Regions from separate parts of the Homo sapiens genome. Here region 2 is linked to region 1. Evidence: read pairs that join two places in POLR2A ChIA-PET (ENCODE). Cell type or tissue: A673. All regions are shown on one strand. Links, peaks and the distances in the headings refer to the core of each region. The heading gives the core; the rest is flanking DNA. Region 1 overlaps BMPR2 (bone morphogenetic protein receptor type 2). Region 2 overlaps BMPR2 (bone morphogenetic protein receptor type 2).

The links. Peaks named below come from ENCODE experiments on the same cell type or tissue, not always from the same donor. Only the 100,000 strongest peaks of a DNase experiment are listed, where the experiment ranks them.
Region 2: POLR2A ChIA-PET joins it to region 1 with 8 read pairs; 11 of 35 experiments call an interaction of 5 or more read pairs at or near these places.

Annotation. Positions count from the first base shown.
Region 1 is chr2:202,432,760-202,437,160 of GRCh38, reverse strand. All of the region lies in intron 1 of BMPR2 (bone morphogenetic protein receptor type 2), which reads right to left. Among named protein-coding and RNA genes, the nearest start is that of BMPR2, 59 kb to the right of the region's middle. In A673, for the core only: no CTCF peak of the experiment used is centred there; no DNase peak of the experiment used is centred there.
Region 2 is chr2:202,379,006-202,383,406 of GRCh38, reverse strand. All of the region lies in intron 1 of BMPR2 (bone morphogenetic protein receptor type 2), which reads right to left. Among named protein-coding and RNA genes, the nearest start is that of BMPR2, 4.9 kb to the right of the region's middle. In A673, for the core only: no CTCF peak of the experiment used is centred there; no DNase peak of the experiment used is centred there; H3K4me3 peaks cover 1,283 bases; H3K27ac peaks cover 833 bases.

The sequences.
Region 1 (4,401 bases), core at 130-4,129:
GGTGGCGCCCGCCTGTAATCCCAGCTACTCTGGAGGCTGAGGCAGAAGAATCGCTTGAACCTGGGAGACAGAGGTTGCAGTGAGCCGAGATCACGCCACTGCACTCCAGCCTCGGACCAAGCGAGACTCCATCTCAAAAAAAAAATTTAGAGTTTTTGAGGAAGCCCCAAAATAAATGCTAATTGACTAAAAATTGTCCATGTGAATAAAATGGGAAAGCATGGAAATAAGGAAAAAAAGAGATATGAGAGGAACACAATTCTTACTGCAAGGCGAAATATTTTGCGAAGACCTAGTAAAGAATTCTAGAGTCATGTTTCTTGAAAAACTTCCAAGTTTAACAAAGCCAATTCGGGCTGAGGTTATTTTCAGTACCACTGGAAAAACTGTATGAAAAGAATACATCATTTTCTAGGAATAGGACCACATATATAAGTTAGAATTATAAAATATTACTTGGAAAGAACTAGAAGTCAAATTTTCCATAATAAAGCAGGAATTCATCCTACCTGTAACATCTCTGACAGATGATCTACTTAGATGTTTTCAGGGGTGGCAAACTCACAAATTCAAAAGATAGGCCATGCATTGTTTCAATTTAAAAAGCTTAGAAGCAAATTAGATATCTTTGTCAAGATAAAACTAAGTTTCCTTTTCTTTTCGGCTTTTGTTTTTGTGGGTTTTTTTGTTGCTGCTGTTGTTGTTTTTTTTTCTTGAGACAGGGTCTCACTCTATCCATCAGGCTGGAGTGCGGTAGCACAATCAGGGCTCACTGCAGCCTCAATCACCTAGGCTCAGGTGATCCTCCCACCTCAGGCCCCCAAGTAGCTGGGACCACAGGCGCAGGCTATCATGCCCAACTAATTTTTTTGTAGAGACGGGGTTTCACCATGTTGCCCAGGCTGGTCTCTAACTCTGGGCTCAAGGGATTCACCCGCCTCAGCCTCCCAAAGTGCTGGGATTATAGGCGTAAGCCACTGTGCCTAGCCAAGATAAAACTAAGTTTTCATGAAAATGGCCGGTTTATTATCACTATTACCAGTGATGTACCATTTTATAGTTAACTTAGTATAGAAAGAAACATAGTATAAGAAATGCTTTTTTGAATCATGACCAAATGCAAAGGTAAACATAAAACTAAAATAAAAATTTCATGGAACAATACTTAAGGCAGTCATGTGTGGCTTAATGACAGAAATATGTTCTGAGAAATTTGTTGTTAGGTGACTTCATCGTATGAATATCATAGAGTGTACTTAGAGAAACCTGGATGACATAGCCTATTACATACCTAGGCTATATGATATAGCCTATTACTTCTAGACTATAGGATAGTTGTATAGCTATTCCACTGAATACTGTAGGTTGCTGCAACACAATAGTATCTGTGTATCTAAACACAGAAAAAGTAGAGCAAAAATACAGTATGAAAGATAAAATATGGTATACCTGTATAGGGCACTTACCATGAATGGAGCTTGTAGGACTAGAACTTGCTCTAGGTCAGTGTGTGAGCGGTAAGTGAATGTGAAGGCCTAGGACATTACTGTACCCTACTGTAGACTTCATAAACACTATACTTAGACAACATTACTTTTGTTTTTTATTTCCTTGATAATAAATTAACCTTAGATTACTCTAACTTTACTTCATAAACTTTTTAACCTGTGGTTTAACTGTTTTTAACATTTTTACTCTTATAATAAAACACTTAGCTTAAAACACGAACATACTGTATAACTGTACAAAAACATATATATATATATATATATATATATATATATGTATTTTTTTTTTGAGACAGGATCTGGCTCTGTCGCCCAGGCTGGAGTGCAGTGGCATGATCTCAGCTCACTGCAACCTCTGCCTCATGGGTTCAAGCAATTCTCCAGCCTTAGCCTCCGGAGTAGCTGGGACTACAGATGCCCACAACCACACCTGGCTAATTTTTTTGTCTTTTTTCAGTAGAGACGGGGTTTCACCATCTTGGCCAGGCTGATCTCAAACTCCTGACCTCAGGTGATCTGCCTGCCTTGGCCTCCCAAAGTGCTGTGATTACAGGCAGGAACCACCACACCCAGCCTATCCAGCTTATTTTTGAATTTTTTTGAAGAGAAGGGGTCTCACCATGTTGCCCAGGCGGGTCTGCAACTCCTAAGCTCAAGTGAGCTGCCCACCTCAGTCTCCCAAATTGCTGGGATTATAGACGTAAATAAATAAATAAATATATATATATATATATATATATATATTTTTTTTTTTTTTTTTTTTTTTTTTTTTTGAGACAGAGTCTCACTGTGTCACCAGGCATGAGTTTGAGCCCAGACTGGGCAACATACTGAGATCTCATCTCTACAAAAAATAAACAAAATTAGCCAGGCATGGTGGCACACCTTGTAGTCCTAGCTACTTGGGAGGCTGAGGTAGGATGCTCGCTTGAGCCCCAGAGGTCAAGGTTGCAGTGAGCCAAGATTGTGCCAGCCACTGCACTCCAGCCTGTGTGACAGAGCAAGACACTATCTCAAAAACAAACAAACAAAAAGATTAGGAAACAAAAAGAAGTCAGAAGGAGCCAAATCAGGACTATATTGATTTTCCATTGAAACTCTTTAAAAATTGCCCTTGTTTGATGACAGGAATGAGCAGGAGCATTGTCATGGTGGAGAAGGACTCTTTAACAAATTTCTCCCTAGTGTTTTTCTGCTAAAGCTTTGGTTTTCTCAAAACATTCTCATAATAAGCAGATGTTATCATTCTTTGGCCCTCCAGAAAACCAACAAGCAAAATACCTTGAGCATCCCAAAAAACTGTTGCCATGACCAGTCCATTTTGCTTTGACTGGACCACTTCCACCTCTTGGTAGCCATTGCTTTAATTATGCCCTGTCTTCAGGATATATTGGTAAAGACATGTTTCATCTGTTTTAATTTTTTCAAGAAATGCTTCAGGATCTTGATCCCATTTGTTTAAAAATTCCATTGAAAGCACTGCTCGTCTATAGCTGATTTGGGTGCAATGGTTTTGGCCCCCAATGAGATGAAAGTTTGCCCAAGTTTAATTTTTCAGCCAGAATTGTGTAAGCTGAATCACTTGAGATGTCTGTGATGTTCGCTATTGTTTTTGCTGTTAATCATTTGTCCCCTTCAAATAAGGCACAAACAAGGTTAATTTTTTCCTTGCAAATTTCCTTGCAGTCTGCCACTGCAAGCTTCATCTTTAACACTGTCCTGTCCTTTTTTATTTATTTATTTTTTGAGACAGAGTCTCGCTCTGTCGCCAGGCTGGAGTGTAGTCGTGCGATCTTGGCTCACTGCAATCTTTGCCTCCCGGGTTCAAGCAATTCTCCTGGCTCAGCCTCCCGAGCAGCTGGGACTACAGGCGCACGCCACCACACCCAGCTAATTTTTGTATTTTTAGTAGAGACGGGGTTACACCATGTTGGCCAGGATGGTCTTGATCTCTTGACCTCGTGATCCGCCCGCCTCAGCCTCCCAAAGTGCTGGGATTACAGGCATGAGCCATCATGCCCGGCCTGTCCTGTCCTTTTTTAAAACGAGTTATCCATTTGTAAAACTGCTGATTTCTTTGGGGCATTGTCCCCATAAACTTTTTGTAAAGCATCAATGATTTCACCATTCTTCTACCAAAGTTTCACTATAAATTTTATGTTTGTTCTTGCTTCAATTTTAGTAGAATTCATGTTGCTTTGATAGGAGCTTTTTTCAAACTGATGTCTTAGCCTTCCTTAGTGCCTCAAACTAGATCCTGTTCAAGTTTATTTTGGCACAAAAAATTTTTGAAAAACATGCAGAGTTTTTTCATAATATGCATTTTCCATGAACTTTCTGAGGTCCCCTTGTGTATCTATCTATACATATATCTATCTACCTACCTACCTACCTACCTATCTACTTACTCCTATTGGTTCTGTTTATCTGGAGAATCCTGACTAATACAAGTCCTAAAGATCCTGGAGGTCCAGTAAAGATGAAATTTAGCAGAGAGCATGCTTGCCTCTAGATCTAGCAAAGTAACATTCTTGAACATCCTAGACAGATGCTACCTTACCAGCTGGCAGATGGCTATATGATTTTCAGCCTCAAAGGTTAATTTAGATATAGGACTTGCTTACGGCTAGATCTGGCAAGGCAACACTCTTAAATATCCTTACTAGATACCACCTTACCAGCTGGCAGATGGCTATATATGGAATAAGGCCAGGTCAAACCTCAAAACAACAAAGTAGATTTAACAGCTGAGGATCCCTTTATCATTTTAGTTAACAACAACGACAACAAAACACACAGATTTCTGCTGCCTTTGATTTATTTTTAATTAAGGTAAAAACTTGCAAAACAAATGCCAATGCTATATGATAAAATGACTTTAAGATCAGAATCT
Region 2 (4,401 bases), core at 264-4,263, 54 kb after region 1:
AACTGGCCTAATTTTGTATTTTAGTAGAGACGGGGTTTCACCACGTTAGTCAGGCTGGTCTCAAACTCCTGACCTCAGGTTATCAGCCCGCCTTGGCTTCCCAAAGTGCTGGGATTATAGGTGTGAGCCACAGCTCCCAGCCAAATTTTTGTATTTTTTGTACAGCAGGGCTGGTCTCGAAATCCTGACCTCAAGTGATCCGCCTGCCTTGGCCTCCCCAAGTGCCAGGATTACAGAGTAAGCCACTTCGCCCAGGCCACACTGCAAATTTTTAAAAGGAAAAGATTTTGGGTAATTGCTTAATGCACAAATTAAGAAATGTTTGTTCCTAATGTTTACCAGATTAAGCAATAAAAGATATAGATTAAGTAGTAATTACCACAAAAAGTAGAAATAAAGTTATAGAACTTGAGAGTTAGAAAGAATCTTAGATCCAGTAGTTCTCAAAGGTACCTAAAATTTACTGGCTGATGAGGGCATCAAAGGCAGATTCCCAGGCTCGTTGTCCAGAGATTTGGATTCAGTAGGTCTAGTGGGGTACCCATGAATCTGTATTTCAAAATGATCAAGTACAACCCCATATTATTACAAGTAAGAAAACTATGTTAAGTAACCTATTTGCCCGGAATCATATAGAATCTAGGTCTCATTAACTCCCAACAGTGGTCTTCCCACTATACCTCTTAAACTACATACTTTATAGTTGAAGGAACTAGGACAAAGAAAAAGTTATTGGTGTGTTATTTGAGTCAATAAACAACCCTAGAATATTCCTGGTTGAAATTCCTATTTATTATTCATTCACTAAGTATTTCTTAAATGTCTACTAAATTATAAAACTAATCAGACATGAATACTGTCCTCTGGAAGCAATTATCAGTAGGAAGGACAAGGCAAATACATAAAACTGATACCTGGTCAGGTGCGGTAGCTCACACCTGTAATCCCAACACTTTGGGAGGCCAAGGTGGGTGGATCAGCTGAGGTAAGGAGTTTGAGACCAGCCTGGCCAACATGGTGAAACCCCATCTCTACTAAAAATAAAAAAATTTCGGGTGTGGTGGCTCACACCTGTAATCCCAGCACTTTGGGAGGCCAGGGCAGGTGGATCACAAGATCAGGAGTTCGAGACCGGCCTGGCTAGCATAGTGAAACCCCATCTCTACTAAAAATACAAAAATTAACCAGGCATGATGGTGCACACCTATAATCCCAGCTACTCGGGAGGCTGAGGCAGGAGAATGGCTTGAACCTGGGAGGTGGAGGTTGTAATGAGTCGAGATCGTGCCACTCCACTCCAGGCTGTGTGACAGAGCAAGACTCCATCTCAAAAAAAAAAAAAAAAAAACAAAAACAAAAACTGATATCCAGCAGCACAGCAATCTATGAGTAGGTGCCAAAATAAGTGGTGTGGCCAATTATAAAATTAACTGATTCACACAGATTCCACTCAGTATTTTTTTAATGGTTAGAATTTACCCATTAGAGATCAATATTCAATTTCTTCTCTTTTTGTTAAAAAAAAAACTGGCCTTTAATGAAGGAAAGGTTTTGTCTTGTGTGAACAGTTATCTCTCACCTCACTACTCATCCACATCAATACCACTACTATCACATCATCCCACATGCCAGAATAGCTTTTGTAGAGACCAAAGTTTATATCATTTTAATGCAAAAAACTAATTAAGAGGTTGGCCCTCTTCAAAGGGTAAGAAAAGCCTCCCTTCTGGACCATCTTACTGGTTATATGTGGTCTACTGAGAATTTCAATTCTTCGTTCTTCTGCAATAGTACTATATATCCAAATATTACATTAGCCTCATCACAGGCAAAGTGTACTTTGATACCTCTTGTTTCTGAGCTTAGCCTAGCCATATGACTCGGTCAGCCAATGGGATGTTAGGAGAGCAGAGTCTGGAAATGTGCTGGTAGGGTTGGGCTTGGCCTCTTGCACTTCTGCCAATGCCATGACACAAGCCTCCCCCAGATAGATGTTACTTCTCCCTCTAGCCTGGACCCCAGAAAGAGACACATGGAGCAGAATAAATGCCTATTGTTGCATGCCACTAAGATTTTGTGGTTGCCAATAATTACACAGCAAAATGTCACTGAATCACCATATTTAAGAAATCCAGCCCAGGCGTGGTGGCTCATGCCTATAATCCCAGCACTTTCGGAGGCAGAGGCAGGCAGATCACGAGGTCAGGAGTTTGAGATCAGCCTGGCCAATATGGTAAAACCACGTCTCTACTAAAAATACAAAAATTAGCCGGGTGTGGTGGTGCACACCTGTAGTCCCAGCTACTTGGGAGGCTGAGGCAGAAGAATCACTTGAACCCGGGAGGCAGAGGTTGCAGTGAGCTGAGATGGCGCCACTGCACTCCAGTCTGGGTGACCGAGCCAGACTCTGTCTCAAAAAAAAAAAAAAAAAAAAAAAAAAAGAAAGAAAGAAATCCAGGGCCAGGGCCAGGGCCAGGGCCAGGGCCAGGGCCAGGCACAGTGGCCCACACCTATAATCCCAGCATTTTGGGAGGCCGAGGCGGGCAGATCACCTGAGATCAGGAGTTCAAGACCAGCCTGACCAACATGGAGAAACCCTGTCTCTACTAACAATACAAAATTAGCCAGGAGTGGTGGCACATGCCTGTAATCCCAGCTACCCGAGAGGCTGAGGCAGAATTGCTTGAACCCGGGAGGTGGAGGTTGCAGTGAGCCGAGATCACACCATTGCACTCCAGCCTGGGCAACAAGAGCAAAACTCAAAAAAAAAAAAAAAAAGAAAGAAATCCAAACAATCAGGACTGATGATATAAAGCAGTGCTTCTCAAGCACCTGCTTGAGTGAGACTTTGCGGGGGTTCTCCCAGAGAGATTCATTCAGTACATCTGGACTATAGGGCCAAAAATATGCATTTTTATCAAGAACCCCAGGTAATTCTGTTGCAGTACCCACACTTTGAGAAAAACTAAAATGAAGATTACTAAACTTCAGTTACTCAGTAATATTCACTAACATTAGATTAATCTTACTTTATATAATGTGTGTGTTCCTCAAGAGATGTATGTAAAATTGCAATCTAATCAAGTGAATTATTTAAAACGCATTACAGAAGTTGACCTTTAAATAATAGCTGTGTTGTATTCTTTTATTAAGAATTCATTCATAAACCAAGCCAGCACATCTTATTTTTCATAAGTTGTTTTTTTTTTTGGGGGGGGCATAGAAAATGTTCTAAGAATTAGGCGGGGTGTGGTGGCTCATGCCTGTAATCCCAGCACTTTGGGAGGCCGAGGCAGGTGGATCACGAGGTCAGGAGTTCGAAACCACCCTGCCAAAATGGTGAAACCCCGTCTCCACTAAAAATACAAAAAATAAAAATAAATTAGCTGGGCATGGTGGTGGGCTCCCGTAATCTCAGCTAGTCTGGAGGCTGAGGCAGGAGAACCACTTGCGCCTGGGAGGCGGAAGTTGTGGTGAGCCAGGGTCGTGCCACTGCACTCCAGCCTGGGCGACAGAGTGATACTCTGTCTGAACAAAAAAGAAAGAAAGAAAGAAAGAAAGAAAGAAAATGTTCTAAGAATTAAGGAGTCCAAGAACTCAATAAGTGAGAAAGAGGGAATCAAAAGAAATGATTTATCCATGACCCCGAAAAAGGATGTGCTATCAATCAGTCTTCTAGGATTTATTTTCCTGTTCAGCTGCACCATTTGCGCCTGTCGAGTTAACATCACTGCATCTGTGTAACCCAAATCCACACAGGCCCTCTCTAATCAGCTTGCACTTAATGAAGCTGCACTAGCCACTTCAATATTAGGCCAAGCAAAGTTTTACATGTTCAGAACTACGACATTTGCATAACCACTGCTGCACTAACACCTTGTAAGTGTCCCTGCTTCTTTACAAAGGTTGATCTGGTGAAGGCTAATTACTCCATCTCATATATCCAATAAGATGAGAAGTTGTTGCTGCTAGTGCTGCTGTTACCATTAATGTGGTATGTGAGGGCGCACACTATAATCCTGGCTCCATAATTTACTGACTGTGTGGTGAGTTATTCAAATTCTCTGTACTTTACTCTCCCTCTATGGAAAAGGGGAATGATAATAACCTACAACATAGAATTGTCATGAAGACGAAATGAAAAAATATATGTAAAGTTATTTGAATAGCTGATGGTGCATGGCAGGCACTTAATAAATACTAGCTATTATCATTACTGTTACAGGTCTGAAATCCAGCTTCACAAATTTTGTCATCTGGTGCTATGCAATACCAAAGAAAAAAAAGACTACAACCACTTTTAAGCAGTGATTCTTTTACTCTCTCCCTTTTAAGAGACACTATTCTAAGATGATTGTATTACCAAACAAAAATTAAGTTTATTTTTAAATAAATGCTTTT